Regions from separate parts of the Homo sapiens genome. Here region 2 is linked to region 1. A link is an interaction called in ENCODE POLR2A ChIA-PET data of the cell type or tissue named here. Cell type or tissue: OCI-LY7. All regions are shown on one strand. Links, peaks and the distances in the headings refer to the core of each region. The heading gives the core; the rest is flanking DNA. Region 1 overlaps UBTD2 (ubiquitin domain containing 2). Region 2 overlaps STK10 (serine/threonine kinase 10).

Region 1 (15,521 bases), core at 4,419-12,418:
ATCAACTTTGTTAAATGACAAATTTTTTTTTTTTGTATTTTTATTAAAGATGGGGTTTTACCACGTTAGCCAGGATGGTCTCGATCTCCTGACCTCATGATCTGCCTGCCTTGGCCTCCCAAAGTGCTGGGATTATAGGCGTGAGCCACCATGCCTGGCCAAATGAAAAATTCTTTTTTTTTTTTTTTTTTTTTTTTTTGAGACAGAGTCTTGCTCTTGTCGTCCAGGCTGGAGTACAACCTATGCCTCCTGGGTTCAAGCAATTCTCCTGCCTCAGCCTCCCGAGTAGCTGGGATTACAGGCACCCGCCACCATGCCCGGCTAATTTTTGTATTTTTAGTAGAGACGGGGTTTCGCCATGTTGGCTAGGCTGGTCTCTAACTCCTGACCTTGTGATCCACCCACCTCGGCCTCCCAAAGTGCTGTGATTACAGGCATGAGCCACTGTGCCCGGCCTGAAAAATTCTTATAGGAACCTTTAAAGTCCACACCAAAATTCATGGCCTGCTTCTTAATGGGCCTCTGAAACACCTAAGGAAAATAGAAACAAGACTTACACACATGCATTTCCTGTCTATGTCTTAAGAGAATCTGCTTTTTTCTCTTTAACAATTTACTATTTTGAAGTATTCTATATAGTGTGCAAGAGAACTAAAACATTAGACATAGACTAAACACTGAAGATTACTTGTGCAATCACTTTACAGAACAGGGAGATGAAATGACTTGTCCAGGGCATTGAGTTGCATTAGTTACTGTTAGATCCAAGACTTGAGTTCAAATCCCAATTTCAAGACTTATACTTTGGAAGAATGATGCAACCTCTCTGTGCTTCAGTTTTCTGATCTGTGCAAAGTGGGGACTGTTGTAGGTGATTATTACAGGCATAAGAATTAAATGTTAATTCAAAACATGAGGGTGGGCACAGTGGCTCATGCTTGTAATCCCAGCACTTTGGGAGGCCGAGGCGGGTGGATTACTTGAGGTCAGGAGATTGAGACCACCCTGGCCAACATGGTGAAACCCGGTCTCTACTAAAAATACAAAAATTAGATGGGCGTGGTGCTGCACGCCTGTAATCTCAGCTACTCGGGAGGCTGAGGCACAAGAATTGCTTGAACCCAGGAGGTGGAGGTTGCAGTGAGCTAAGATCGCACCACTGCACTCCAGCCTGGGTGACAGAGCTAGACTCCGTCTCCAAAAAAAAAACATAAAATAAACAAATAAATAAAAACAACATGAGTTTTGAGTATTTTATTGCTGATTCTCAGTCCAGTGTTCTTTTCATACGTTGGTTCCTTACACATAACATGCTCTTTATACTATTTGTAAGTGCCTTTGTTTTTTTAAAAATTAAATTTTATTATACATAATGCACATTTAATATATTTTGAGATAAAGAAAAAAACATTCTGGGGAACTCCTTTCCCACCCATATAACAAACTCTGTGAAAAGAGAAATAAAAAAAGTTAAGCCTTTTAAGAATTAACTTTTTCTACCTCCCATACCCCTTAAGGGTTAAGGACAAAAGAAACAGGTCCTCAAAAGCCAAACTGAAGAACTGGCAACATTTAGCTATAATAAGTATGAATAAAATCGGGGTTAAATTTCTGTTTCCCAGTAGAAAAGCATGTTTGAGTAACAGGGAGTAGCTAGCTACTCCATCTATTCAAGGAGGTTAAGAGGAGAGCTTTTGGCCGGGCGCGGTGGCTCACGCCTGTAATCCCAGCACTTTGGGAGGCCGAGGCGGGTGGATCACAAGGTCAGGAGATCGAGACCATCCTGGCTAACACGGTGAAACCCTGTCTCTACTAAAAAATACAAAAAATTAGCCAGGCATGGTGGCGGGCACCTGTAGTCCCAGCTACTTGGGAGGCTGAGGCAGGAGAATGGCGTGAACCCGGGAGGTGGAGCTTGCAGTGAGCCGAGATTGTGCCACTGCACTCCAGCCTGGGCGACAGAGCAAGACTCCGTCTCAAAAAAAAAAAAAAAAAAAAAAAAAGAGGAGAGCTTTTACATTTGAATTGCTGGGATATGGAAAACATGTTAGAAAAAAATATTCTCACTAAAAATTATGAGATAATTGTAGATGCTAAACAAATATCAACAACTACCTTTCTAGAAAATCAGGAGGTAGAGGAAGGGAGTAGGCAATTCCTAAAATCCTTTTAAATCTTCTATATCATAATTACAAAAAGCATTAAGTGTTCATCTTTACAAGATACAGTTTCTGAATAAGCTTTCACTGAAAAGTACTGAATAGTATACTATTCACTACGCAGAAACTGTGTGAAAAGTGTAAATACTACTTGTTTTTTTCTTACCCTGTTTATACCAATTTGGCAAATCGCTGATCTATAACCTGGTTTCACTGGTAAACTACTATATTAAGAATATTTTTAGGATTTGTAGGTAATGGCAAAATAGCAATCAATGAGAAAAAGGAAATAAGCTCTTCAAGAAATGTAAGACAATGAGTAATAACATGCTGTGCAAATCATGAAAAATAAAGCTCATACAGGGCAGGAAAACTGAAAGGTATCAGGTATCAAAATCACATGGGGAGCTTTTTCCACAGTATATGTTCATACCATTCTCAATATGAGTCAATTTCCAGAATGAAAATATACCGTATGTGTATACATAAAATTAACAGGTAGTTATGACAAGTTCCCTCTTACTCTCCCCATTGCCACTTGAGAATAAACTGAAGACTTACTGTTGTTATTAACAGAGGAAGATAATTAAAAAGTGTAATGTTATTTTGTTCTCCAGCCTGGGTGACAAAAGTGAAACTCCGTCTCAAAGTAAAAAAAAGGTAATTTAGAAAATGATCAAAATCTTAATTCAGAATTTTGGTGCAGGGAACAGGGAATTTACTTGTTAATTTCAGAGTTCAGGAAATAAGATCATCAGCACTACTATTTATTAAGTGCTTTTTGGATACCGAGCACTCTGATCAGCAACTTACATGTATTATTATTACATTTAATCAACATAACCATCCCAAGAGGTAAGACAGTTATTATCCATATTTTACATATGAGAGAATTGAAGCTTACAGAAGATGTGATTTGCCCAAAGTCACATAGCTGCAAGTAATACGGTAGGGACAGAAGTAAGACCAGAACTGATATCGAAGGCTGAACTAAATAATAGTCAAGTCTATGTAATAATTTAAACTTAAAATATAAAGTGCTTTGGGATATTTAAGGGGTAGTACAACACAATGTGCCCAACGTAAAATTTATTTTTTTCCTTATTTTTTTTTTTTTTTTGAGACGGAGTCTTGCTCTGTCGCTCAGGCTAGAGTGCAGTGACGCGATCTTGGCTCACTGCAAGCTCCGCCTCCCAGGTTCATGCCATTCTCCTACCTCAGCCTCCTGAGTAGCTGGGACTATAGGCGCCTGCCACAAGGCCTGGCTAATCCTTTGTATTTTTAGTAGAGACGGGGTTTCACCGTGTTAGCCGGGATGGTCTCGATCTCCTGACCTCATGATCTGCCCGCCTCGGCCTCCCAAAGTGCTGGGATTACAGGCGTAAGCCACTGCACCTGGCCCAAAGTAAAATCTCAAACATGTAATTACACAAAAAAGATGGAAAGAATTTCGGCAATACCACTAAGCCAGTCTAGGTAAAAGCATACAATAGCCTAGTTATAAACTGATGGTGAGTTAGAGTACATGACAAAACAAAATTATAAGGTCCAAGAAATATTGACAAGATTCAGATATGAACAAAAGAAGTCAATCAAGGGCATCAGTGACAATATTAACACCCAGAATGTTATCACAGAGTTTTGAAAGAGAAAGGCTCAGATATTGGCTTGATTATTCCATGCTTAAGGAGAAAATATTCCTTAAACATAGAAGGCAAATAGAGGGTCATCTAATAATTCTTGAATTTCTGAGAGTAATTCTCCCTGATCTGCTGGTAGGCAGGGCTGCCGGGAACATTTTCCACAGAGAAGCAGAAATGAGGGACTTCGGTCTTTAGTGATCTGAGCCCACATCCAGTAGGATATGCATGAGGCCCAGCCTTACATGCAACAGAATTATTTTGGCTCCATGAAGTTTTAAACAAGGCTACAATATACAGAATGCAACCAGGTATTCCAGTAGGTAATTATAAGTACAAAATAAGAAATTCAAAGTTCCAACATTCTGGATCTCACACAATCACACATACATGACTCTTCTTCCACCCACATACAGGTCTATAAAACATATATTTTCCTTGAAAAACAGAGGATATGGACATCAAAAAGAGAAGGATGATAAAACTATCTGTAAAGGAAGACTCCTTCCCGTTATATTATATAAAGGTGGTATGTGAAGACGATAATTACAAAACTGAAAAAGGTAAATGGACTAAGATGATGCCCACCACCTCCCAACCCACAATCACATAAAAGTAAAGAATTTAGAGACTATCCATGAAAACTGAGACTAAAGAGTCATACTGAGGCCAGGTGCAGTGGTTCACGCCTGTAATCCCAGCACTTTAGAAGGCCAAGGCAGGCAGATAGCTTGAGGCCAGGAGTTCGAGACCAGCTTGGCCAACATGGCGAAACCCTGTCTCTACCAAAAAAATACAAAAATTAGCTGGGCCTGGTGGCACATGCCTGTAATCCCAGCTACTTGGGAGGCTGAGGCATGAAAATTGCTTGAACCTGGGAGGTGGAGGTTACAGTAAGCCAAGATCATGCCACTGCACTCCAGCCTGGGCAACAGAGTGAGACCCTGTCTCAAAAAAATAAAATAAGTTACCAAAAGAAAAAGACTCACTGTCATAAAAAAAAAAAAAAAAAGTCACACTGAAAATGGCATTCTATTATAAATTCTTCAAATGTAGGAGGGATCACTTTTATACATGTATAGAAAAAGTGATCAGTGGGTGCTCAATAACATTAGTAACAGAAGACTATGCTAATAAACTTTCATAATAAAGAACAGGCAGCTATAAAAAAAAGGAATGTTTCTTGGAAGCACAATTAATCAGAAAACTAATGGTGATTTGGAATCTGGCAAGGATATAGTAAGTTAAGTATCTTTTGGACAGGCACAGCAGCTCATGCTTATAACCTCAGCACTTTGGGAGGCCAAGGCAGGAGGATTGCTTGAACCCAGGAGTTCGAGATCATCTGGGCAACATAGTGAGACCATGCCTCTCCAAAAACAAAACAAAACAAAACAAAAAAACAAAAAAAAAGTAGCCAGGCATGGTGATGCGTGCCTGTAGTACCAGGTACTTGAGAAGCTGAGGTGGGAGGATCTCTTGAGCCTGGGAGGTCGAGGCTGCAATGAGCTGTCATCGTGCCACCACATTCTGGCCTGGATGACAGAGTGAGACCTGTCTCTTAAAAAAAGGGACTTTGGGAGGCTGAGGCGGGCGGATCACCTGAGGTCAGGAGCTGAGACCAGCCTAGCCAACATGGTGAAACCCTGTCTCTACTAAAAATACAAAAATTAGCCAGGCATGGTGGGGAAGCTGAGGCACGAGAATCACTTGAACCTAGGAGGCGGAGGTTGCAGTGAGCTGAGTGCACCACTGCACTCCAGCCTGCTGGGCGACAGAGCAAGACTCTGTCTCAAAAAAGAGAGAGAGAAAGAATAGAATAAAATAAAAATCTTTCATGTGACATACAGTGAAAGGACATAAAGCAGATGGTTCAACAATGAAAGTCCCTGTTCCTCTAAGAATGTAGATAAAGGGACGTACTAGGGATTAAAACAATGAAGGTACAATAATGAATAGAATCAATGCAAGGTGGTTATTACATAAATCTGAAAAGACAACCTTGAAAAATATTAAGTTGAAAAACTAAAGAGAATACTGAGAATATTAATACAGAAATAAAAAATGTAAATACAAAATTAACACCTAAATCTCAATGTAGCATGAAAAATTCTATGTTTCTCATCAAGGAGACCAAACAAGAGTATGTACATGGACCAGCATATGTGTATCCCCAGAAACATTCAAAGCTTACAGTTATCCTTAAAAGAGTCACATTCCTACGCAAAAGAGAGAAGTTCCTAAGAATGCTCAGGGCTACAATCATGGAAAACTGTCCTTAAAAACATGCGGGACTCTCTTCTAAGTTTGGGTTTGCTTATTATGCCAAAAATAGGCTTGATGAGAAAGTATAATGACTAAAAGGAGCATCCTCTGAGTCTCTACAGCTTACAAAATCTAAACTGAGACTCTATCTCTAGCGCTGCTAGGAGGAAACCAGTGAAGTGGAAGCTCCAATAGATTGGCAGGGTGATGAGGCTGGTGAGGTGGGGGTGGGAGGGTGGAGGGAAGAGGTCTTCATGGAGGACTAGGTTACACGGAAACTTTTTAGATGATCAAGAGTTCTTTTCTGAAATTAAGATATATTTAAAAAATATATACGTATACACAAACACACAAAGTAAAACCTGTCTCCAGCTGAAAGATGTACAAGAAAAAAAGAGGAATGCTATTCCTTGCTACATTAAAAAAAAAAGTTAGAATAATTCATAGCAAGGAAAAACACTCTCCCATTTGGTTTCTTGCTATCAGAAACAAAGTTGATTATGTTTCCTCTGTCCTTGAGGAACACCAAACCTACCATGTGGTAATGTTATGTTTGCACCATCAATGATTGCTTGTGCCAGTTCATGATCATTGCTCTCAAAAGCATGTGCAGCAGCCTTCAAGGCATCCCAAATCTCTTTCCGGCCTTCAAAAGCTGGTGCTGTATCCCAAAATTCATCCCTCTTGCTGCGTAGTTGTCCATCTGTCATAGGATAATCGCTTTTCCATTTTGGTTTCTCCTTTTTCAAAGGCTGGTTACGACCTAGAGCAACTGAAAAGAAAAATAAAAGACTGAGATCAAACCCAAAATTTATAAAATATGTATCAAAAGTTATCTGGTCATTCCTCTCTTGGATTATTTCATCAAAATCACAGCCAGAAATTTACCTGCTAGCTAATTTGTGCATCCTGAAATTCCTCTAACACATTTTGGAACTACAAAAGTGAATAGAGACATTAGACTGCTCTATGCAAAACAAATTGGTAGCTCTTTTCCACTCAGTACACCCTCCACAGGATCATTAAAAAGAATTACAGGCTGAGTGCAGTAGCTCAACACCTGTAATCCCAGCACTTTGGGAGGCTGAGGTGGAAGGAAGGCTTGAATCCAGGAGTTCGAGACTAGCCTGGGCAACATGGTGAGACCCCCATCTCTACAAAATACACAAAAATTAGCCTGGCATGTTGGCATGTGCCTGTGGTCCCAGCTACTTGGGAGGCTGAGGTGGGAGGATCACTTGAGCCTGGGAGGTTGTGTTTGCAGTGAGCCATGATCATGCCACTGCACTTCAGCCTGGGCGAGAGTGAAACCTCATCTCAAACAAAACAAAACAAAACTAAAGAACCCCAGAGAATTATAGTTGTAATGAATGTACCACTCTGGTGGAGGATGCTGATAATCAGGGAAAGGAGGCTATGTATGTGTAGGCACTGGGAGTACATAGGAAATCTCTGTACCTTCCTCTCAATTCTGTTATGAATCTAAAACTGCTCTAAAAAAATTTTTTTTTAATACAATGAAAGTTTTGTTTTGTTCATTTTAAAAGAACTGCCTAGAAGGTAAGTGTTTCATCAGACTGTAAGAGCAGGATATGAGAGTCAAGAGACACCACGAAAGAGAGGCAAGATACTTGGGGAAGCAAACGGCAATAGTAGCTTGGACACATGAAACCAGGAAGTAGGAACTGAGAAAATCCAAAGAGGTAAAAGATTGCTTTTCAGTGCCCAGAGAAAGAAGAGCCAAACCACCAGAATCATGAACAAACTGATTAGAGGAATGCTTCCTCTAGCATTCTACTCTCTGGACTTTAGTCAAGGAACTGTAAATACCTTTCTCTGGAACTCAAACAGGAACTAATTTACAAAGGGTAGAATCAGTACTTTAGTTTTTTTGAGGAACTGGGAGTAAAAGAGATAATCTTTGATGCTAGGCCAAGGGATTAGCTCCGAACCACAAGGAGCAGAAGAACTATGATACCCTACCCTAGTTTCAACCCAAGAGAAGAAGAAAACAGAGGGCAAGTGGCAGCATCTCCCCTTAGACAATGTTATGTAGTAGTAGCGCTGGAATAAGCCTGATGCAGCATCCTTGCACCCAGATAACCATCTGGTGTATTATCTGTGATCTATTTCCATGGGTCATACTGACCTACAGAGCCATTCTTATTTATGGCTCTGTAAGATTATACAGTGCTATAGATAGGGAATAGTTTGATAGATGGGATAGAAGATAGAAAGAAAATTGAAGCTGGATGAAAAGATAAGAAGAGTGTTGGAAAAGAGTGGGTGGGAAATAAATGACACAGCGAGTGGGAAGGAGAGAGGGTGTGTGTCAAAATTCAATGTTCTATATTTAATTGCAGAAAGAATACCAATTTTAAAGAAATCACTCTCAAACTGGTTCTAAAGCATCCATGAAATTGACTACTCCCTCATTGGCCCAGGGCCAGATGAAATTTGGACTATGCAAAACAGAAAATAAAATGACTCCAGACCCTGGGCTATCTCTACTCTCCAGGCTATATTCTCAATAAAGACTGCCAGGTCAGGTCTCTTCTGTCCTCTCCCCTCAGGGTGGCACACCAAAAGACTAGCTGTTTTCCACTTAAAACACTCAGCATTAACTCAAATACTTTTTGCCCTCTAACTTGTCCTAGTGAAATGCAAAACAGGTGAGTTCTGAAAGGGTGAGGAAGCAGAATAGGAAACCCATCCATTTAGTAGCAGAGCTGGAAACAGAATCCAAGTCTCTTTATTTAATCAACAAATATGTACTGAGTGTCTACTGGGAGTAACACTACAGATGTGCCTATTACATTTAATTCAAATGCGAGAAACACAGTCTATACTAATGATTTTTCCCTACCTCTTCCAAATAATACAGACAATGCAGCTAGAGCATAATTCTCTAGAAGATGTTCAGAATCTGGTCTGATAACCACAACCCACTGATTGCACCAACACGATGGAATGCAAGGTTGATTTTATTTTCTGCTACATTATCATTTAGATGAGTTAGAGACAGTTTACAGACAACACTCAGCTTACTGACCAGGAAGTGGAAGATGGCACAGTAAGCAGGTAGACTCAGTAAGATATTTATCTGAATAAAGTTTTGGGTCTGAGTATTTCTACAGAATTATCTGGCCTCATATGTATTAAATGCATGAGAGATAACTCAGTATAATTTTTCCTGTCATTCTGAGAGAATTACAAAGCATGGACAAAAACAACAAAACCTCTACAGAAGAATCTCAGGACCTAAAACTAAAGCAAATGAAAGGAAGAGGACTTTGAAAAGAGGAAGCCAACAGAAAAACAATCATAATAAGGGTACAAAGTACCTTGGAAAAATTGTAAAACACCTTCCTTACAAATGTGAGGTAGGTTCATTTCACCTCTCTCCGTTTGTACTAAGCATAGATGAACAAAGTCCCACAAAAAGAACAGATGATGCGTTTATGTTGCTTAAGGAAAATCATTCCAAATGCATTTTCTTTAATTTTTAAATTTTATTCATATACTTGAGACAGAGTCTTGCTCTGTCGCCAAGGCTGGAGTGCACTGGTGCAACCCGACTCACTGCAACCTCCGCCTCCTGGGTTCAAGCGATTCTCCTGCCTCAGCCTCTCGAGTAGCTGGGACTACAGGCCCGCGCCACCATGCCCAGCTAATTTTTGTATTTTTAGTAGAGACGGGGTTTCACCATATTGGCCAGGATAGTTTCAATTTCTTGACTTCATGATCCGCCCGCCTCAGCCTCCCAAAGTGCTGGAATTACAGGCATGAGCCACTGCGACAGGCCCCCAATGCATTTTCAAATCTACATGCTGTCAAAAGTTTCACGGTAATTTGTGACATGAAGGAAGATTACTTTTATTTGCCTATTTCTGCCTGTATTATAAACATAATATAGAATATCTGTCTATAGAATGTCCACTGTTAAAAAATGATTAAATCTTTGTAACATAATTACTTTAGTGAAACCACAGAGCAGTGCAGAATTTTCACTACAAAATCTGAGGCTTGAAGCTTCATGTTAAACTAAATGACTAACCTTTGTTAAATAAATAACTGGGAAAAAAATTAGCATTTAGCAAAAGCATTTGAACTATCCTCTCGTGAAAACATGAAAATATTTAGGTTTGTTAAGAGGACTTAAGTTCATATTCATAAACCACTCATAATAATGCATGATATACAATAAAACTGCAAATAAATGTTTGCTAAATAAGTAAAAATGAACTTAGAGGTACTATATGAAATAACATCTTTAAGTCCTTTGGCAAAAATATACAGGCTGTCTTTCTTCTTTTCATAACTTCCCAATCCCTTCCTTAAATGTTAAAGAAATGTCCCTGATTGTCATGCACTTCCTGTGCCTTATCAGAGTACACTTGCTAGGCATTTGTTCACCAAATCTTATCCTTTGAGTTCAGGTGGTGCCACAAACCTGTATTTCTGAAAATGCAGTAGTTGGACATAGATTATCAGCCTGGCAGCTAAGTACCTCATGTTTGTACCAAGCCAAACATTTTTGTAAGATGTAGAATATATACATACTCAACTAGATTTCATTTTATGCTCTTAAACTTTCAGTTTTATCTGCTTCACACATCTTCTGACTGCTGATACCAAAAGAGAGATGCTTGGTAATCATACATAGCATATAGGACTAGGTACCATGCTCTAACAGTGAAGAATTTAAAGACAGGAAACATCTTTTATTCCCCAAATTTCTGCTTCTCTATCCTTAAACTGCAGGTAACCAACCATCTTTAGTGCACTATGAATTAACATATGAGAAATAAAAAATTAATAAAGCAATCTAATCTTAAAAAACCACACAATCTATTTCAGAAAATATCCTTTCCCCCATCAATCCACATTTACTTCAAAACGTGTCCAAAAGTCATCTTTTTCTCAGAAACCTCTTAATCATATTCACCCACTCTTTATCTTTCCTTGTAATCTTTAAACACTTCTTCCCACTCTGTAACAAATAAACAGATCTAACACACAGAAAACCCAAGTAAGGCTTGTTTCTCAGATCTAAATAACACATAATTTTAAATATTTTTACTACATAATTTAAAGCATTCTACCAAAAACTCATTTTGACATTGGTAAAAAACAATCAATTCTGAAGTTAAGTATGATTATAATTGTTTTCCTGTTTTGGGTTCCTCTTTGAAAACCTTGATTTAATGATGGAACGCTTCAAATGAAGAAAGAAGAGGCCATAATGCATGGATAAGGTGAAAATATCAAGATATGACTCAAGCAACAGCTTTAACCGGTTGAAAACTGGAAGCATCAGTTTCCATAAGACAATAGCGTGAGGGGAAAAATGGAGTATTAGAACCCTTCCGTAACAGACGGTGCTAAACTAAAAGGACACTTGCAAATATTTTCACATAAATTTAGAATGCACTATATACACACATATATACATACATGCATAATACATATATTCCCTTTACCTAAAGCAACTAACTGCCAAAAAAAAATAGGGATATGGGAATTAAAATGCCTAAAATGCCAACAATCAATACAATATGCAAATCTTCTCTACTGTTTGAGAATTTAAAGGTAGAAGAGACCTTAGATTGTATAATCCAACCTTACTGACAGATAGGAAACTAAGATGTAACAAGGATGGCTTAAAATAATCACCCCGTACTAGAACACACATGCCCAAATTCAAAGTCCAGATCTCACTGGGTGCGGTGGCTCACATCTGTAATCCCAGCACTTTGGGAGGCTGAGGCAGGGGGGATCACTTGAAGCCAGGAGTTTGAGACCAGCCTGGCCAACATGGTGAAACCCCGTCTCTCTCTTTTTTTCCTTTGAGATGGAGTTTCACTCTTGTTGCCCAGGCTGGAGTGCAATGGCATGATCTCGGCTCACTGCCACCTCTGCCTCCCAGGTTCATGTGATTCTCCTGCCTCAGCCTCCCGAGTAGCCGGGATTACAGGCGCCTGCCACCACGCCTAGCTGATTTTTATATTTTTAGTAGAGACAAGGTTTTGCCATGTTGGTCAGGCTGGTCTCGAACTCCCGAACTCAGGTGATCCACCAGCCTTGGCCTCCCAAAGTGCTGGGATTACAGGCATGAGCCACCGTGCCCAGCCTGGTGAAACCCCATCTCTACCCAAAATACAAAAATTAGCCAGGCGTGGTGGCAGGCACCTGGAATCCCAGCTACTCGGCAGGCTGAGGCAGGAGAATCGCTTGAACCTGGGAGGCAGAGATTGCAGTGAGCCGAGATCACACCATTGCACTCCAGCCTGGGCAACAGAGCGAGACTCCGTCTCAAAACAAAACAAAACAAAACAGAAGACAGCAACAACAAAGCCCAGATCTCTCTTTCCATTATAGCACTCCATGTCTTACTGGGCTGCTTATTTTCACATAGCAAACCAATAACGAAGATTCACTCTAAATAAAGCATATGCTGAATTGTTTTTCTACAGAAATGATCCATCCATGGGCTTCACTATGGCCAATGGAATGGTTATGACCAGACAAAGGAAAAGCTAACAAAGGAGAAGCAGCAGCTCCCTAGCCCTATCTAATCTACCACTTAATCTATGTTGTGGAGATACCAACCATGATCACTGAAGAGGAATCCTGCAGTAAAGAAGGGGTGATGTGGCTTTACGGCCTATCACTTTCAACTTATAAGTACTTAGCATCTACAACAAATTAGAGACTAAGGATCGTATGTAGGAATATCTGCCTAGACAAGTTAGATACATCATTTTCCGTACTATAATTTTATTAAAAATGAAATAAAAATGAACTTCTGCCATGCTCATATCCTAAAGCTTACCAATTGAAGCATAATAATTTTAAAGGCATTTATATAATTTCAATGTTTTTGAGGTAGCTTTATTGGGGGGAAAAAAATCAACATAACTTCATAATGAATTCCTAGCCCTGATTCTCAGAGTGTAAGTCCCCTTACCAATGATCTGAGCATACAAACAGGCAACATTTTGTAACACCTACCGCAACATAGTATGTTCAAAGACTTTTCCCCCCACTTTTTTTTTAACTATAGCTCTCAGATCCTACAAAACTTTTCTTAATGGGTCAGTCTTATTAAAAGTATTAAGAAATCACACAATTAAGTCCTCCCCACTCCACAAAACAACTTTATTGAGAAAGATAATATTATATGAAACTGGGACTAAGAATATGGTCGCCTAGGCAGTTGGGTGTGGTAGCTCATGCCTGTAATCCCAGCACTTTGGAAGGCCAAGGCAGACAGATCAATGTGGCCAAGGAGTTCAAGATCAGCCTGGGCAGCATATTGAGACCCTGTCTCTATCATAAATACATATATATAAATAAAAGAATATGATCACCTAACATGAGACCACTGCAACTTTTAAGTAGTATATAAACTCTAAGATGGTTTATTTTACTGGTTGGGGGCAATGGCTTTACCATGAGTTAACTTTTTTTTTTTTTTATTGTAGAGACCTTTTCTTCTCTCAATTCATGAGAAAGAAGGCACACACATAAATCAAGGATGCTGGCCGGGCACGGTGGCTCACACCTGTAATCTCAGCACTTTGGGAGGCCGACGTGAGTGGATCACCCGAGGTCAGGAGTTTGAGACAAGCCTGGCCAACGTGGCAAAACCCCGTCTCTACTAAAAATACAAAATTAGCCAGGCGCAGTGGTGCTTGTAATCCCAGCTACTCAGGAGGCTGAGGCAGGAAAATCGCTTGAACCCTGGAGGTGGAGGTTGCAGTGAGCTGAGATCATGCCATTGCACTCCAGCTTGGGTGACAAGAATGAAACTCTGTCTCAATTAAAAAAAAAAAAAAAAAAAAGATGCCCACTATCTCCACTTTTAACACTATTTGGAAACAGTGTTAGATGCAGAATGAGACAGAATAAAACAACTAGAAATTTAAGGACCAGAAATAAAACTAACTCTAGTTGCAGATAATATATCAAACCTGTAATTAGATATAATTAGATTATATATATAATTGCAGATGATATAATATAGTTTGATATCTGGTAGGGCCAGGTATTACAAAACCTCTATAATTGAAAGTATAAGGCTTTTCTGACACTTTTTCTCACTATGGTAAATAAAAGTTTTTTTAAAAAGAAGTATAAGGCTGGTTGGGTGTGCTGGCTCATACCTCTAATCCCAGCACTTTAGGAGGCCAAGATGCAAGGATCACCTGAGCCCAGGAGTTTGAAACCAGCCAGCCTGGCCAACACGGCGAAACCTCATCTCTACAAAAAATACAAAAATTAGCTGGGTGTAGTTGTATATACCTGTAGTCCCAGCTACTTGCGGACTGAGGTGGGAGGATCACTAGAGCCTGGGAGATGTAGGCTGCAGTGAGCTGCGATCGTGCAACTGCACTCTAGCCTGGGCAACAGAGGAAGACCCTCATGAATGGCTTGGTGCCCTTCCCATGAGATCTGGTTGTTTAAAAGAATACAGCACTTCCTCCCCTTTTTTTCTCTTGCTATGTGATGCAATGGCTCCCCCTTTGCCTTCCGCCATGATTGTAAGCTCCCTGAGGCCCTCAACAGGAACAGAGGCCAGTGCCATGCTTCCTGTACAGCCTGTAGAACCATGAGCCAAATAAAACTCTTTTCTTTATAAATTACCCAGTCTCAGGTATTCCTTTATGGCAAGGCAAACAGTCAGATTAACACACTATAATATCGTTGTCATACCTAAGAAAATTTTTTAAAAAATTTATATCATCTATTATGAAGTCTTATTTATTAGATTTATCCAACTTTCCCAAAATGTTTTTCATACCAAGTTCCAATCAAGGCTTATGTGTTGTCATTTGATGTAGGCCAGCATTTCTCAGCTGGGGACAGTTTTGCCCTCCAGGGGATATACGGCAATGTGTGAAGACATTTTAACTTGTTCCTTTACCCTTTGTATTAACCTATAAATAGGAAGTTAGGTTTAGAAGCTTTATTAGAGTCAAGTAAAACATTTTGAGTAAGAATTCTTCATATATGTCTTATATTCTTTATATTGCAACACATGAGAAGGCTAAGTTTGGCTACTTGGTTAAGGCAACTGAATGTCACGTCTATGGTATAATTTGTCCTTGGCAATTACCAGTACAGGGGGTGATCTCTGACATCTTGAATATCCTGTTACCCATGATGCTTTAGTATATCTATTGATGATCCTTACCTGAATCAGCTACAGGGTTGTAAAAGGGTGATTCTTCTAAGTATGTCATTCTTTTCTTCCTTTAATACTGGCATTCTTTGGTAAGAAAAAGGTCTTCCCTCATTCCCTTTTTAGTAGTAGTAAGGATTCATGAACTTTTATTTAGTCAATATATTAAAATAAATTTCAGTCACTATGTATGCTCCGAAATTGACCCACATTGTCTCCTTCAAATTGCTTTTTTGTAGAGACAGGGTCTCACTACGTTACCGAATCTGG
Region 2 (15,521 bases), core at 3,319-11,318, 96 kb before region 1:
AGGTGGGGCAGCAGGGAAAAGCGTGGAAGCGGGTAATGGCGGAGCATTCCATGGGGTTCCAAAGGATGGGAATCCAGCAGGCTGGAGGTCAATTAGAACTAGAACTTGAACATCTCAAAGTATGAACCTAATCTGGAGAGCTGTGTGTGCGTGTGTGCGTGTGTGTCTGGGGAGATACACCAAAGGGTTTAAGCAAGAGGTGTTGTAGACAGGCTTTTGCTTTGGAAAGATCCCTCTAGATGCATTATTAAGGAAAAAACAGTGGGTTGGGGACAAACAGCGAAGAGGCCATTTCATGAGTCCTGATGTCCTGGGCACCATGGCTACCTCCCCCTCCACATACACCATGTCTTCCTTCCCCTTTGTGAAATAGCCATGAGAACTGGGTAGGACTTACTCATCCCCTGCAAGGGAGGGGTAGAAGCAGGGTGCTAAGCCAGTCAGGAAAATTTTCTGCCTCGTGCCCTGACTCAGGGCTGGTGTCATCAGAGCTAAGCTGGTGAGTTGTGCTTGATGGTGTGGAATGCCACGTCGTCTCACTCTGGAGCTAATTAGGAAGCACACAACTCTGATGGTTGCAGGAAACCATGTTGCAACCACGAGAGAAGTGGGTGTGAAGACAAAGCTAATACACAGAGGAAGACAGAGAGAATCACAGGAAAACGGAGAACAAGCCTGCTCCCTACTGACTTTTTAGGCAGAATATGCAAACGAATTAATTTCTGCGCTGTTTAGTAGGTTAGTTTAAGGTTTGCTGTCACTTGTTACCAAAAGTACCTGATCCCACGCTTGGCAGGAGATGATGAGTAACCACACTCTCCAGGTGGCAGACTCCAGGTTGTACCAGCTGAAAATGCTACACCAACGGCTCTCCAACTTGAACGTTCAGCAGAGTGCTTGTTAAAACAGATCACTGGGTCCCACTCCAGAGCTTCTGATTCAGTGGGTCTGAAGCAAGGTCCAAGAATCTGGTTTCCAACAAGTGCTCAGATGCTGCTGCTGTTGCTGGACCCCTGGTCACACTTTGAGAACTACTGCTCAATGGGAATTTATAAGAGCAAGAGGCCTGGACCCTGGGACCACATCTGTCCTCCCCTTAACAAAAGGCACTGTAAGATGTTGGTAGAGAAACTTGGGGGCAAACTGGCAGAAGTACTGCCTCTTTTATGCTCCTTGTTATCCTAAATTTCATCACCAGTGTTCCTTTTTATCTTGCCTCAAACCAAAGAGTGAGGGGCTTTGGTAGGATGTATGATCATCCTCATCAGCCTTTACCAAGAGATGGTTTGAGAAGCCCTGAGTATTCACACAGAAGCTTTGGGGATCTTCATTATTAAAGACCGTACTGCAGTCTGTTTCAATGAGTTTTTTAAAAAAATATTTCCATATCCTCCCATCTTTAAATAAAAATTTTGAGGACCTCTAAATATGTGTCAAAGGGTATATGGGGGTTAGTAAAAGACCAGATGGACAAAAATGACACCAAAAGCACAAGCAACCAAAGAAAAAATAGATACCCTGGACTTCATCAACATTGAACATATTTGTGCATCAAAGGACAGTATCAAGAAAGTAAAGGCTGGGTACAATGGCTCACGCCTGTAATCTCAGCATTCTGGGAGGCTGAGATGGGAGGATCACTTGAGCCCAGGAGTTTGAGACCAGCCTGGGCAACATAGGGAGACCTCATATTTACAAAAAAAAAAAAAAGGAAAAAAATTTTCATTAGCGGGGTATGGTGGCACACACCTGTGGTCCCAGATACTTGGGGGGCTGAGGTGGAAGGATCATTTGAGCTTGGGAGGTCGAGAATGCAGCGTGCAATAATTGTGACACTGCACGCCAGCCTGGGAGAAAGAACAAGACTTTATCTCAAAAAAAAAAAGAAAAAGAAAAAGTAACCCACAAATGGAAAATATTTGCAAATCATATATCTGATAAAGGACTAGTATCCAGAATACATAAAGAACTCATAGCACTCAAAAATAAAAGAGCAAATAACCCAATCTTAAAATAGGCAAAAGATTTGAATAGATGTTTTTCCAAAGAAGATGTACAAATGGCCACTAAGCATATGAAAAGATGCTCAACATTACTAGTCATTAGGGCAACACTAATCAAAACCAAAATGAGATACCACTTCACACATGCTAGAATGCTCAGAATTAAAAACATGAACAAGGCTGGGCACGGTGGCTCACGTCTGTGATCCCAGCACTTTGGGAGGCTGAGGTGGGTGGATCACCTGAGGTCAGGAGTTTGAGACAGCCTGGCCGACATAGTGAAACCCTGTCTCTAATAAAAATACAAAAGTTAGCCAGGTGTGGTGGCACACGCCTGTAGTCCCAGTTACTTAGGAGGCTGAGACAAAAGAATCATTTGAACCTGGGAGGCGGAGGTTGCAGTGAGCCAAGATCACGTCACTGCACTCCAGCCTGGGAGACAGAGCGAGACTCCATCTCAAAAAACAAAAGATAAACAACAGTAAGTGTTGGCAGGAATATGGAGAAATTGGAACCTTCATACACTGATGGTGGTAATGTAAAATGTGCAGTCCAGGCACTTTGGGAGAGTCCGGCAGTTCCTCAATATGTTAAACGTAGCATTACTATTGATCCAAATGGCAATTCCCTCCTACATATAGATCCAAAAGAATTTTTAAAATATGTTCATTAGCTAAACAGACTAAGTTAAAAACTCAAATTATGGCCAGGCACGTTGGCTCACGCCTATAATCCCAGTGCTTTGGGGTGGATCACCTGAGGTCAGGCATTCAAGACCAGCCTGGCCAACATAGAGAAACCCTGTCTCTACTAAAAATACAAAAATTTGCCAGGCTTGGTGGCACACGCCTGTAATCCCAGCTACTTGGGTGGCTGAGGTATGAGAATCGCTTGAACCCAGGAGGTGGAGGTTGCAGTGAGCCGAGATCACACCACTGCACTCCAGCCTAGGCAACAGAGTGAGACTCTGTCTCAAAATAAATAAATAAACAAACAAACAAAAGAAAGAAAAAGAAAAAAAGAAAAAAAAACCTCAAATTACTACAATCAGAAATGAAAAAGGGGACACATTACTACTGATTTGACAGAAAGGACTATCAGAGAGTACTATGAACAACTGTATGACAACAAATTGAATAAACTAGATGAAATAGAAAAATTCCTAGAAACACAACCTGGCAAGCCTGGATCATGAAGAAACAGAAGACCTGAATAGATGTAACTTCTAAGGAGACTGAACAGTAATTTAAAACCTCCACACAGGCTGGGCGCAGTGGCTCACGCCTGTCATCCCAGCACTTTGGAAGGCCGAGGCGGGTGGACACGTGAGGTCAGGAGTTCGAGACCAGCCTGCCCAACATGGTGAAACCCCATCTCTATTAAAAATACAAAAACTTAGCCAGGTGTGGTGGCAGGCACCTGTAGTCCCAGCTACTCGGGAGGCTGAGGCAGGAGAATGGTGTGAACCCAGGAGGCAGAGCTTGCAGTGAGCCAAGATCGCGCCACTGCACTCCAGCCTGGGCGACAGAGCGAGACTCCGTCTCAAAATAAATAAATAAATAAATAAATAAAGTAAAGAAGTGAAAGAATAGCTATTCCATAGGCAGAGCATGGCATTCCAAAAAATAAGAGGAGGAATGTGCCCACCTAGGTACAATGCTTGCTTATATATAACAAAAATCATGGAGGAGATGTGCTCTACTACAAGGGTTTGTGATAAAGGATTGCTAATCTTTGTGTAACTACTGTCTTTCATGAGAGCCTTTATTATTATCTATTTTTTTTTTTTATACTTTAAGTTCTGGGATACACGTGCAGAACATGTAGGTTAGTTACATAGGTATACACATGCCATGATGGTTTGCTGCACCCATCAACCCATCATCTACATTAAATATTTCTCCTAATGCTATCCCTCCCCTAGCCCCCCACCCCCGAACAGGCCCCGGTGTGTGATGTTCCCCTCCCAGTGTCCACGTGTTCTCACTGTGCATATATTATTATCTTTAAAGTGAGACTTATTTTAAAACTAGGAATGTTTTTGTTCTTAAGATATAAGGACATCAGGACAGTTCCTGGGTCTGTTATATCCTGGGTCTGTTTCTGTTCCCTTAACTATAAACGTCTTAGGGCTAAGAATACCTAACCTCTTGAGAATGTGGCCCAGCAGGTCTCAGCCTCATTTTACCCAGCCCCTATTCAAGATAAAGTCACTCTGGTTTGAATGCCTCTGACATACTGATGCAAAGATACTCAACAAAATACTTGCGAATCATATTCAACTATTAAAAGAGAGATTACACCATGATCAAGTGGGATTTATTCCTGGAATGTAAGGATGGTTCAACATTCAAAAATCTATCAATGTAATATACCACATTAACACGATGAAAGGAGATAAAAAAAAACTACGTGATCATCTCAGTTAAAGCAGAAAAAGCATTTGGCACAGTTAAACACCACTTCATGAGAAATACTCAACAAACAAAATAGAAGAAAACAACCTCAACATATATAAAGGTCATATATTAAAATGCCATATATTGGGCCAGGCGCAGTGGCTCACGCCTGTAATCTCAGCACTTTGGGAGGCCGAGGCGGGCGGATCACAAGGTCAGGAGATCGAGACCATCCTGGCTAACACAGTGAAATCCCATCTTTACTAAAAATACAAAAAAAAAAAAAAAAAAATTAGCCGGGCGTGGTGGCGGGCGCCTGTAGTCCCAGCTACTCGGGAGGCTGAGGCAGGAGAATGGCATGAACCTGGAGGCGGAGCTTGCAGTGAGCCGAGATCACACCACAGTACTCCAGCCTGGACGACAGAGCGAGACTCTGTCTCAAAAAAAAAAAAAAAAAGGCCATATATTAAAGGCCATATATTAAAAATGCACAATTAACATCGCACTTAATGGTGAAAGACTGAAAGCTTTTCCTCCAAGATCACGAACAAGGCAAAAATGCCCACGCTCACCACTCCTATACAACATAGCACTGAGAGTCCTAGCCAGTGCACTTAGGCAACAAAATGAAATAAAAGACATCTAAATTGGAAAGGAGAAATAAAATTATTATTATTATTTTTTTATTGAGATGGAGTCTCACTCTGTCACCCAGGCTGGAGTGCAGTGGCACAATCTTGGCTCACTGCAACTTCCGCCTCCCGGGTTCAAGCAATTCTCCTGCTTCAGCCTCCCAAGTAGCTGGAATTACAGGCATGTGCCACCACGCCTGGCTAATTTTTTTGTATTTTTAGTAGAGAGGGGGTTTCACCATATTGGCCAGGCTGGTCTTGAATTCTTGACCTTGTGATCCGCCCACCTTGGCCTCCCAAAGTGCTGGGATTACAGGCATGAGCCACTGCGCCCAGCCAATAAAATTATTTCTGTTGGTATACAACATAATCTTATATGTAGAAAATGCTAAAGATTATGCAAGAAAGTTAGAATTAATAAACACATTTAGTTGCAGGTATAAGATAAGCACACAAAAATCAACCGTGTTTCTACATACTAACAATGAATAAACAAAAAATTCAATTTACAACAGCATCAAAAAATGAATATACTTAGGAATGTTTATATAGTATTCCTAAAAACTTAAGAAGAAATAAACTTAAAAAGGAGGCAAAAGTCCTGTGCACTGAAAACTATAAATTGTTGCAAAAAAAAATTAAAGATTGGCCAGGCGCGGTGGCTCACACCTGTAATCCCAGCACTTTGGGAGGCTAAGGTGGGCGGATCACGAGGTCAGGAGATCGAGACCATCCTGGCTAACACAGTGAAACCCCGTCTCTACTAAAAAAGTACAAAAAATCAGCTGGACGTGGTGGCGGGTGCCTGTAGTCCCAGCTACTCGGGAGGCTGAGGCAGGAGAATGGTGTGAACCCAGGAGGCGGAGCTTGCAGTGAGCCAAGATCACACCACTGCACTCCAGTCTGGGCGACAGAGCGAGACTCCGTCTCAAAATAAAATAAAAAATAAAAATTAAAGATGACACATATAAATGGAAGACATCCCAGCTTTATGGACCGGAAGACTTAATATTGTTAAGATGTCAATACTACCCAACATGATCTACAGATTCATTGTAATCCCTGTCAAATCCTGATGGCATCTTTTACAGAAATAGAAAAATCTATCCTAAAATATTATGGAATCTCAAGGGACCCTAAATAGCCAAAACAATTTTGAAAAAGAAAAACAAAGGTGAAGGTCGCACACTTCCAGATTTCAAAATGTACTACAATGCTGCAGTAACCAATACGGTGTGGTACTGGCATAAAGACAGACATATAGATCAAGAGAACAGAATAGAGAGTCCAGAAATAAGGCTGGGCATGGTGGCTCACACTGGTAATCTCAGCACCTTGGGAGGTGAGAGGACTGCTTGAGTCCAGGAATTCAAGACCAGCCTGGGCAATATAGTGAGACCCCATCTCTGGAAAAAAAAAAAAAAAAGAAAAGAGAGAGGGAGTCCAGAAATAAAACCTTGACATATATAGTCAAATGGGTTTTGGCAAGGATGCCAACAAGACCAATCAATAAGGAAGGAACAGTCTTTTTGATAAATGGAGCTGGGAAAACTGGATATCCATGAAAGAGAGAGAAGCTGGAGCCCTACCTTACACCATATACAAAAACCAACTCAAAATGAATTACAAAGTGAAGTGTTAAACTTAAAAAAGGAGGCAAAAGACCTGTGCACTGAAAACTACAAATTGTTGCCAAAAGAAATTAAAGATGACACATATAAATGTGTCATAAAACTCCTAGAAGAAATCATAGGGGAAAAGCTTCCTAACATCGATCTTGGCAATGATTTCATGGATATTACACCAAAAGCACAGCCAAAAAAAAAAAAAAAAAACCCAAAAATAAACAAGTGGGATACATCAAACTAAAAAGTTCTGCACAGCAAAGGAGACAATCAGTAGAATGAAAAGGCAGCCTACAAAATGGGGAGAAATATTTGCAAACCATATATTTAACAGGGGTTAATCTCCAAAATATATAAGGAACTCCTGCAACTTGATTGCAAAAAAAACCCTAATATCCCAATTAAAAAATGAATGAAGGACGTGAATGGACACCTCTTCAAAGACGACATACAAATGTCCAACAGGTAAATAAAAAGATGCTCAACATCACTAATCATCACGGAAAGGCAAATCAAAACCACAGTGAGATATGTATCATCTTACACCTGTAAAAATGGCTATCATCAAGAAGACAAAAGATGACACGTGTTGATGAGGATGTGGAGAAAAGGGAGCACTTGCACACTGTTGGTGGGTATACAAAACGGTGCAGCTGCTATAGAAAACAGTATGGAAGTTCCTCAAAAATTAAAAACAGAACTACTTGGCCAGGTGTGGTGGTGCATGCCTGTAATCCCGTCACTTTCGGAGGCCGAGGCAGGTGGATCACCTGGGGTCAGGAGTTCGAGACCAGCCTGGCCAACATGGCAAAACCTCGTCTCTACTAAAAATACAAAAATTAGCCTGGTGTGGTGGCACATGCCTGTAATCCCAGCTACTCAGGAGGCTGAGGCAGGAGAATCGCTTGAATCCGGGAGGCGGAGGTTGCAGTGAGCCAAGATTGTGCCACTGCACTCCAGCCTGGGCAACTGAGCAAGACTCTGTCTCAAAAATAAATAAATAAATAATAAAAATAAAAATAGAACTACTATATGATCCAGCAATCCCACTTCTGGGTATTTATCCAAAAGCATTAAAAGCAGGATCCTGAAGAGATACCTGCACCCCCATGTTCATCGCAGCACTATTCATAAAAGCCGAGATGTAGAAACAACCTAAATGTCCACCAAGAGATGAATGGATAAAGAAAATGTAGTATGTACACACAATGGATCCCTATTCTGCCTTAAGAAGGAAATTCCGCAAAGTGAGACAATATGGATGAACCCTGAGGACATTATGCTACATGGAATAAGCCAGTCACGGAAAGGCAAGTACTGCAGATTCCACTTAAATGAGGAATCTGGTAAAACAGTCAAAATCCTAGAATCAAGAGTGGAATGGTGGCTGCCACGGGCTGATGGTAGAGGAAATGGGGAGTTACTCATTACTGGGCATAAAGTTTCAGTTAAGCCAGATGAATAAGCTCTGGAGATCTGTTGGACAACGCTATAGCTATGGTCTGCACAATGTGCTGTACACGTTAAAATGTGTTTAAAGGGTAGTCTCACGCTAAGTGTTCTTATCACAAGAAAATACAATTTAGGGCCAGGCGCGGTGGCTCATGCCTGTAATCCCAGCACTTTGGGAGGCCGAGGCGGGAAGATTGCTTGAGCTCAGGAGTTCGAGACCAGCCTGGGCAACAAAGTGAGACCTCGTATCTACAAAAAATACAAAAAAAAATTAGCCAGGCATAGTGGTGCGTGCCTGTGGTCCCAGCTACTCAGGAGGCTGACGTGGGAGGATGGCTTGTGCCCAGGAATCAGAGGTTGCAGTGAGCCGATTGTGCCACTACATACACTCCAGCCTGTGTGTCAGAGCCAGACCCTGTCTCAAAAAAAAAAAAAAAAATTTAAAAGAGAGAAAAATAAGGTGGTCCTGCATGGGCTTAGATACAGGTAATACACTCTGGTAAGGGAGGTGCCTGCTCTACCTGGGCCCTCTTGTCAGAGGTGTGGTCTCTGCACCCAGGAACTCCTTGTTTCCCTGGCAACCTCAGCCTATATGCGCTCTCAGAGGGTGTCTGATGGGGGATGTCACAGCAGCCTGTAATCGCCGGCTTTCTTCTCTGGCTGAGGGCCAAAGGAAACTGGACACCTGTGTTCCATGACCCCCATCAGTTTAGATCGAGCAGCTGTCGTGGTGCCGTGTAAGGGTTGGGGCCTTGCTACGGGATCCTGGCAGGCCGCAACACCTCTAAGGTAACTCGTCCATTCATTCATAAATTTATCAGGCACCTGCCCTGTACCAGGCATTGTTTTAGCCACTGGGAATACAGCAGTGAAAAAACAGTTTCCATCTCCTGGGAGTTCACATTCAGGAGGCCAATCTATGGGTCTGGATGGTTATCTCCACCTGCTAGGCGGGGATAAATGAGACAGCACACGTCACACACCCAGCATTAGACCTGCACACCTCAATTTAAGTAATTATTTGCCTTTTTGGCCCAGTGTCCACTTAGAGTTGCCGTGGGACTGATTACTACACAAACGTCTTTAGAGCTGTGCAAATTAGGAATCAGCTCAATATTGCTTAGGACTGACAGAGCTAGGATTTTAAAATCTCTCTTCTCCACCAGACCAGCCCTCTGGGAATAAATATTGACACCAAAGTGCTGTGCCAAGTTGATTTCCACCCTTCTAAGTAATGCGCACAAAGAGAACCCGATGTGTGCAGGTGTTCTAAGGTTTTACATCATGTCCTCAACATCCCCACAAGGCAGGCAGTTAGCAGTTTAACCTGGGCCAACCTCGGTATCCCTATCTACGACACCTAATGCAATTTGAGAGCTTACTCTGTGCCGGGCCGTATGCTAAGTGCTTTCCATGGATTATCTCACACTCACTATTTGAGGTAGGTATCCTAAAAAATGCCTGGACCTCATAAGATTTATTGTGAGGATTAAGTAGGATAATGTATGTCAGAACAAAAGACATTGCCTGGTACATAGTAAGTCAATGCTTGATAAATGTTATCGAGTATTACCAGCACTAGGTATTATTGTATTCCCATTTTACATATGGGGAAACTGAGGCTCAGGAAGATTAAGGTCACAGATAAGTGGCAGAGATCTAAGCACCCCATCCCTCCTCATGCCTCAAGGAGGAAGCCACAAACAGGCTGGGTCACAGCCCCTGGGTGGGTGGGGGGAAAGGCCCCTCTGCTTCTTTGCTCCAGCCCTCTCTGGGCCCTACTGGTCAGCACACACATACCAAGTGAGCTTGCTCACCAGAGATAAGGAAGCCAGGATGTCCCAGATAAGGGTGAGCCTGGACCACCCACAGGGTTTAGACATTAACTTTTACAGCGTATAGGCAGTAGGACCAGCAGGAATTGGGTTGGCACTGTCACAGCCCCAGCTGTCCTCAAGAAAAAACCGAGTGCTAGGCGCAGTGGTTCACGAGTTCAGGAGTTTGAGACCAGCCTGGGCAACAAGGCCAAACCCTGTCTCTAGTAAAAATACAAAAGTCAGCCAGGTGTGGTGGCACATGTCTATAATCCCAGCTACTCGGGAGGCTGAGGCAGGAGAATAGCTTGAACCGGGAGGCAGAGGCTGCAGTGAGCCGAGATCGTGCCACTGCACTCCAGGCTAAGCAACACAGCAAGACACTGTCTCAAAAACAAAACAAAAAAAAAGAAAGAAAGAAAATTAAGGCACTTTGACTCCAGAGGTGAGGCATCAACACGCAGTGACCACACCGTGCTCTGGGCCTGGATCCCCTCACCTCCCTGGGCTTTCCTGAGGCCAAGAGCATGTCCTGGGTACACAAAGGTGCTCAATAAATAAATGTTAGCAAAACTCCTAGAACTCAAATTAAATAAGCCACAGCCAGGAGATGTGGACATGGTCCTGGGTCTGCCACCATCCTTCTGTGGGGCTGTCCTGACCTCTTTCCTGCTCTGAGCCTCCGCTGTTTTCCCATCTGGAAAATGAAGCTCTCAACAGCAATAAGGTCATTTGCAACATGGACTATGTAGGTTCAAAGTGAGCGAAGTCACTTTATCCTTGAAGAAGCAGTTTACATCTAAAAAAATTCCCTTCATACGATCCAATATCAAAGCCCGGGACCTAGTACATCATCATAAGTGTTTGTTGAATAAATGAATGAATAAACATGAATGAAAAAATTCAGTAGCCTTAAGATGCCCAGAAATCAGGGGCAGAACAGCCAAAAGATGGCTAACAGAGATGACAGCCAGATTGTGCAAACGAAGCAGGACAAAGGCAAGCCAGTCCCTCCCTCTACTGCCAACCAAGAGAGAAGAGATGATGGCTGCCATTACTGAGCCGCTAGTGCATACGTGGCATGGCGCTAAGTGTTTGATAAGCATTCCTTCACTTAATTTCATAAGCAATACAAATATTCCTGTTTTACAGATGGGGAAACTGAGGTTTGGTGGGGGAAGGGGCTTCCCCAAAGCCACTCAGCTAATAAGTGACAGAACCAGAGTATAGACCAAGGTCAGTCTGACTCCAAGACACACGGACAGCCTAGCTGTGTAGCCACGGGCAAGCTGCTTTCCCTCTCTAGGCTTGTTTCTTCCTGCGGAAGCAGAGGTAGGCATGACCATCAGCCCCCCAGGCCTCCCTGCACTGAGAGATGCTGTCAGTGGGGCGGTGCTGGGAACCTCCTTAGCCTCTCCAATACAGCACAGAAGACAAAAGTTATCCAACCAAGGCCTCTGCCTGAGAAGCAAGTCCCTGGAGGCAGACACCAAAAAACGCAACAGTCAACACAGAAATGTCCTTAGCATATCTGCAGCCAGCTGCTGTGGGTGGAGTCCCAGAATCTCCCCATCTCTGAGCTCCAGGCCAAACAATGCTGCCATTTACTAGGCAGCCTACACCCCCAGGCCTCCCAGGAACGCTGGGCCAGGCGTGTTCCTCCACCCCCAGCCTCACCCACCACATTCGAAGGAAGCCTGGGGAAGGAATTAGGACTGCCCTTGAGCAGGGTGAACTGAGTTCACCCATGGGCAAGGGCATCTGGAACAGAGGGAGTGACCTTGAGGTTCCTAAGCGTGTACGTGCCATGGGGCCGGGTGGAGGGAGTCCTGCCGAGGCAAAGGGGAGGGAACATCTAAGGGATGACTTAGATACCCCCCACCCCCTTTTACAGATGAGGAGACTCAGGTGGTTGCACACCTAACTACGCGTGCCCAAGTCCCAAGGCACCTCAGGATGGAACCAAGGCGACTCAATTTCAGGGGACCTAACTCCCTCAGGTACTATCTGGCCCACAGGTCGCAAGCACTGGCTCTGGGGTCAAAGTCCCCTGAGCTTGAGTCCATCCCATCTTCCAGAAATGCCAAGATCAGGGCTAAGATCAGACTCTGTGCAGATGCTAACCGGACTTCAGCCCTAGCGGAGAGACAAAGGCAGTTCTGTGTCTGCAGGGACATTTTTCATCCATTTGACCATCTGTCTCTCTGGCCACTGTTCTCTAAAGCCAGCTCTGCTAAGGACAGTGCTGGACACAAAGGGGAAGGAGCCAGGCCCATGCCCCTGCCCTGAGGAAAGTGACCCCCAAGGAGGAGGTCAGGAGATGGACTCACAAATCCCAGGACAAGGGTAAGAAGGGACAGGGAAAAGCACACCAGCTGTTGGAAGGCGGCACATTCAACTCAAATTGCTAAATGTTTTGTAACCTTTCAGTTGGTCCTTGAGGGACAGGTAGGAGTCAAACCAAGGCGGCGGGGGTGGGGCAGTGTGGGGCGGTGGCCACTGCAGGCAGAGCACGCGCTGGCCCGCTCAGAGCCTGCTCAGAAAGCCAGGGAAGAAGCACTTCCCTAAGGGCAACCCCCAGCCTTCCCGGATTCATTAGTCAAGGGACATATGTCTCCAAAGAACCAAAGCTCCCACGTGAACCAAGGTGAGCACTGGGTTTCCACTCTGGAGCCAGACACACCTGGGTCCCAATTATGGCCGGACACTAACAGAATGACCTTGGGACAAGTAACTTCGGAGATCCAAGCCTCAGTATGCTCATCTGTAAAGTGGGGGTGATGGTAGAGGCTGCCTCCCTGGTTGTGATCACATGGGATCACACAGGGAAAGCCTGTAGCTCAGAACCTGGTGTCCAGTGAGTACAGCACAGCCATTAGTAGCATGTCCATGCTGTGTCCGTGCTGTGTCCATGCTGGAAACCGAAATCACCATCCATAGAGACAGCCCTGCACCAGCGCCTGCCCCGTGCAAGGCTGGAGAAACAACAGGTGTCCTGGGCAAGCTCACACCTCCCACAGGACAGTAAAACACTGCGCACACACACACACTGTGTGGCGTCCATCTGTTGTCCACAGCACACGTCACCAACTCACGTCACCAACTCACATACTATACGCCTTACTTTTATTGTCTGTTGTCTGCCTCCCCCTCCTCCCTGCCCCCTGTAGAATGTAAATTTCCAGAGGGCAGGCCTTCGTGTCTGTGCCCCAGCACCTAAACTGCCGGGCCCACAGCCGGTGCTCCCCGGGGAAGCATGTGTTGGTGAGTGAATGAATGACTGAGTGAATCATTGCTACCCTGTCTAAACGAGGGAGGTGGGAGGCCAATCACATGAGATCATGCATGTGGAATGCCAGACACAGGTAGGTATTATCATGACGGGGACAGAGGCCACGATAGCTGCAACTGCTAAAGGTTCCACCAGAGACAACCCACTCCCAAGGCCAGGAAGAAGGAAGCAGCTCAAGAAACACAAGGAAAACGGAACACAGCCCCACAGCCCCCTCTACCTCCTTTGTCTCCACACTCCTTCCCACAGCACTGGAATCATCTGCTCCTATCTCATACAGGAAGGAGCATGAATCCAGAGTGGTCACCTGGCCGGGGCAGGACAAACCAGGGAGCATGTACCTATGTAGAGGGGCAGCCACACCCAGCCTGGCGCACAGAGCCTGCGAGGGAATAGGGCCCGTGGGGCCAAGTCAGATGTCTGGATTCTTATATGAAAGGTGTGGATGTATAAAGGGCCACACCAATTCAAATAGTACAAAAAGCTTGCTGTTGAGGAATAACTTTCAAACCTTGTTTTTCCTCTGTTCTCACACCACAATCATCAACACAGAAGACATCTGTGACCAAATGTGGGGGTTTTCCCCACACACAGGCAGTGGACACCAGCTGTGTGTATTCCGATTCAATTCCGACACTATCTACCGGGAGACAGCGTCAGATCTCACAGGCTGAGGGCTCAGGCCCCGAGACTGCGCCCTCCACCCCACATACCAGTTGCACGTCGAGGCCTCTGGACCTTCTGAGATACTGGCTTCCAGTTGGGGTTCCCACGAACCCTGCTTTGAATTTGGTTAATTTGCTGGAACTGGCTCACAGAACTCATGGAAACATTTACTTATGTTTACTGATTCATTATAGAAGATATTACAAAAGATACAGATGAAGGGATGTGTATGGTGAGGCTGGGGGAAGGGGCAAGGGGCTTCCATGCCCTCCCTGGGTACACCACCCTCCAGGAAGCTCCACCTGGTCAGCTGTCCAGAGGTTCCCTGAACCCTATCCTCTTGGGATTTTATGAAGACTTCGTTACACAGGCATGACTGACAACCGTGTACAGAGACGTGATTGGAAAAAAAAGTGCACGGTCTAAACCCAGCAAGACCTGCTGCTCAGACTTTTCTTTCTTTCTTTTTTTTTTTTTGAGACAGAGTCTTGCTCTGTCGTCCAGGCTGGAGGGCAGTGGCACAATCTCGGCTCTCTGCAACCTCTGCCTCCCGGGTTCACGCCATTCTCCTGCCTCAGCCTCCCGAATAGCTGGGACCACAGGCACATGTCACCATGCCCAGCTAATCTTTTTGTATTTTCAGTAGAGATGGGGTTTCACCATATTGGCCAGGGTGGTCTCGAACTTCTGACCTCGTGATCTGCCCGCCTTGGCCTCCCTAAGTGCTGGGATTACAGGCGTGAGCCACTGTGCCCAGCCTCAGACTTTTCTTGGCCTCTCTGTGTGGCATGCCTTCCTATAAGACCCCTCTGGAATCGGTCTCTTGACCCACAATCAGATTAGAGTCCTGCCTTAGGCAGGTGACAGGAGGACAGGAGAAGGTCAAAGAGAGAGACTCTGTTTCCTGGGGCCTGCTCCTGAGGCCTAACTCACCCAACATGATAACAAAACATTGTAATAAGGGCTATGGGAGTTATGAGCCAGGAATTGCGGATGAAAACCAATATACATGTGATCGTATCACACCTGCCATCTGCGTAGCCTGTGGGCGTGGTTCACACATCTGTTGGCTGATGTGGACTATGAGCAACACGCCTGTCCTGCTAGTTAAGATGCCTGGCTTGGAGTCATACCATGAAAGCCACGAGCAGGTCTGGGACCCTCCTACACTGCTACTGTCTGCCAGCTGGGTTTCCAACCCTGGACACACTGTGGTGATCAGCACTATCATCCCCGACGTCCAGATGAGAAGCCTGGAGCTCAGAGGCACGAAGAGGCGTGTCTGGGGTCACACAGCAGGACAGGGTGCAGGCAGATTCCAATCCCACTCTGTGCATGATCAACTGAAGGAATGAGGGTGTGAGTGACAGGGTGGGGGGCAGAGGGAAGCAGGGCTGGGAGGTGCCCGGAGAGTACTAATGCAGGGGAAGGACAAGGTCAGATGGTGCACTGACCTGACAGGAAGGGCTACATGGACGTGCTTGGTGACATGGTGGGCGAATCCTGGAATGACAATCACCCTTGCTCCTCTGCATGTGAGATAGACAGCCCAGGCCGGCTATTCCAACAGCGGGATCCCAGCAAAGCCCTCAGTTATCCACCTGCTGCTTCACAGCTCCATCTGCTCTGGGCCACCAA

What was found. ChIA-PET counts read pairs that join two places held together with the same protein. Peaks named below come from ENCODE experiments on the same cell type or tissue, not always from the same donor. Only the 100,000 strongest peaks of a DNase experiment are listed, where the experiment ranks them.
Region 2: POLR2A ChIA-PET joins it to region 1 with 15 read pairs; 6 of 35 experiments call an interaction of 5 or more read pairs at or near these places.

What each region holds. Positions count from the first base shown.
Region 1 is chr5:172,227,523-172,243,043 of GRCh38, forward strand. It overlaps UBTD2 (ubiquitin domain containing 2), which reads right to left. Exons shown (of 3, transcript NM_152277.3): 2 at 6,600-6,836. Among named protein-coding and RNA genes, the nearest start is that of EFCAB9, 41 kb to the left of the region's middle. RefSeq lists an enhancer at 7,606-7,655. In OCI-LY7, for the core only: no CTCF peak of the experiment used is centred there; a DNase peak (open chromatin) is centred at 7,759; H3K4me3 peaks cover 588 bases; H3K27ac peaks cover 1,171 bases.
Region 2 is chr5:172,133,050-172,148,570 of GRCh38, forward strand. All of the region lies in intron 2 of STK10 (serine/threonine kinase 10), which reads right to left. Among named protein-coding and RNA genes, the nearest start is that of STK10, 47 kb to the right of the region's middle. RefSeq lists an enhancer at 11,157-11,657. In OCI-LY7, for the core only: no CTCF peak of the experiment used is centred there; DNase peaks (open chromatin) are centred at 7,302 and 8,782; H3K4me3 peaks cover 517 bases; H3K27ac peaks cover 3,479 bases.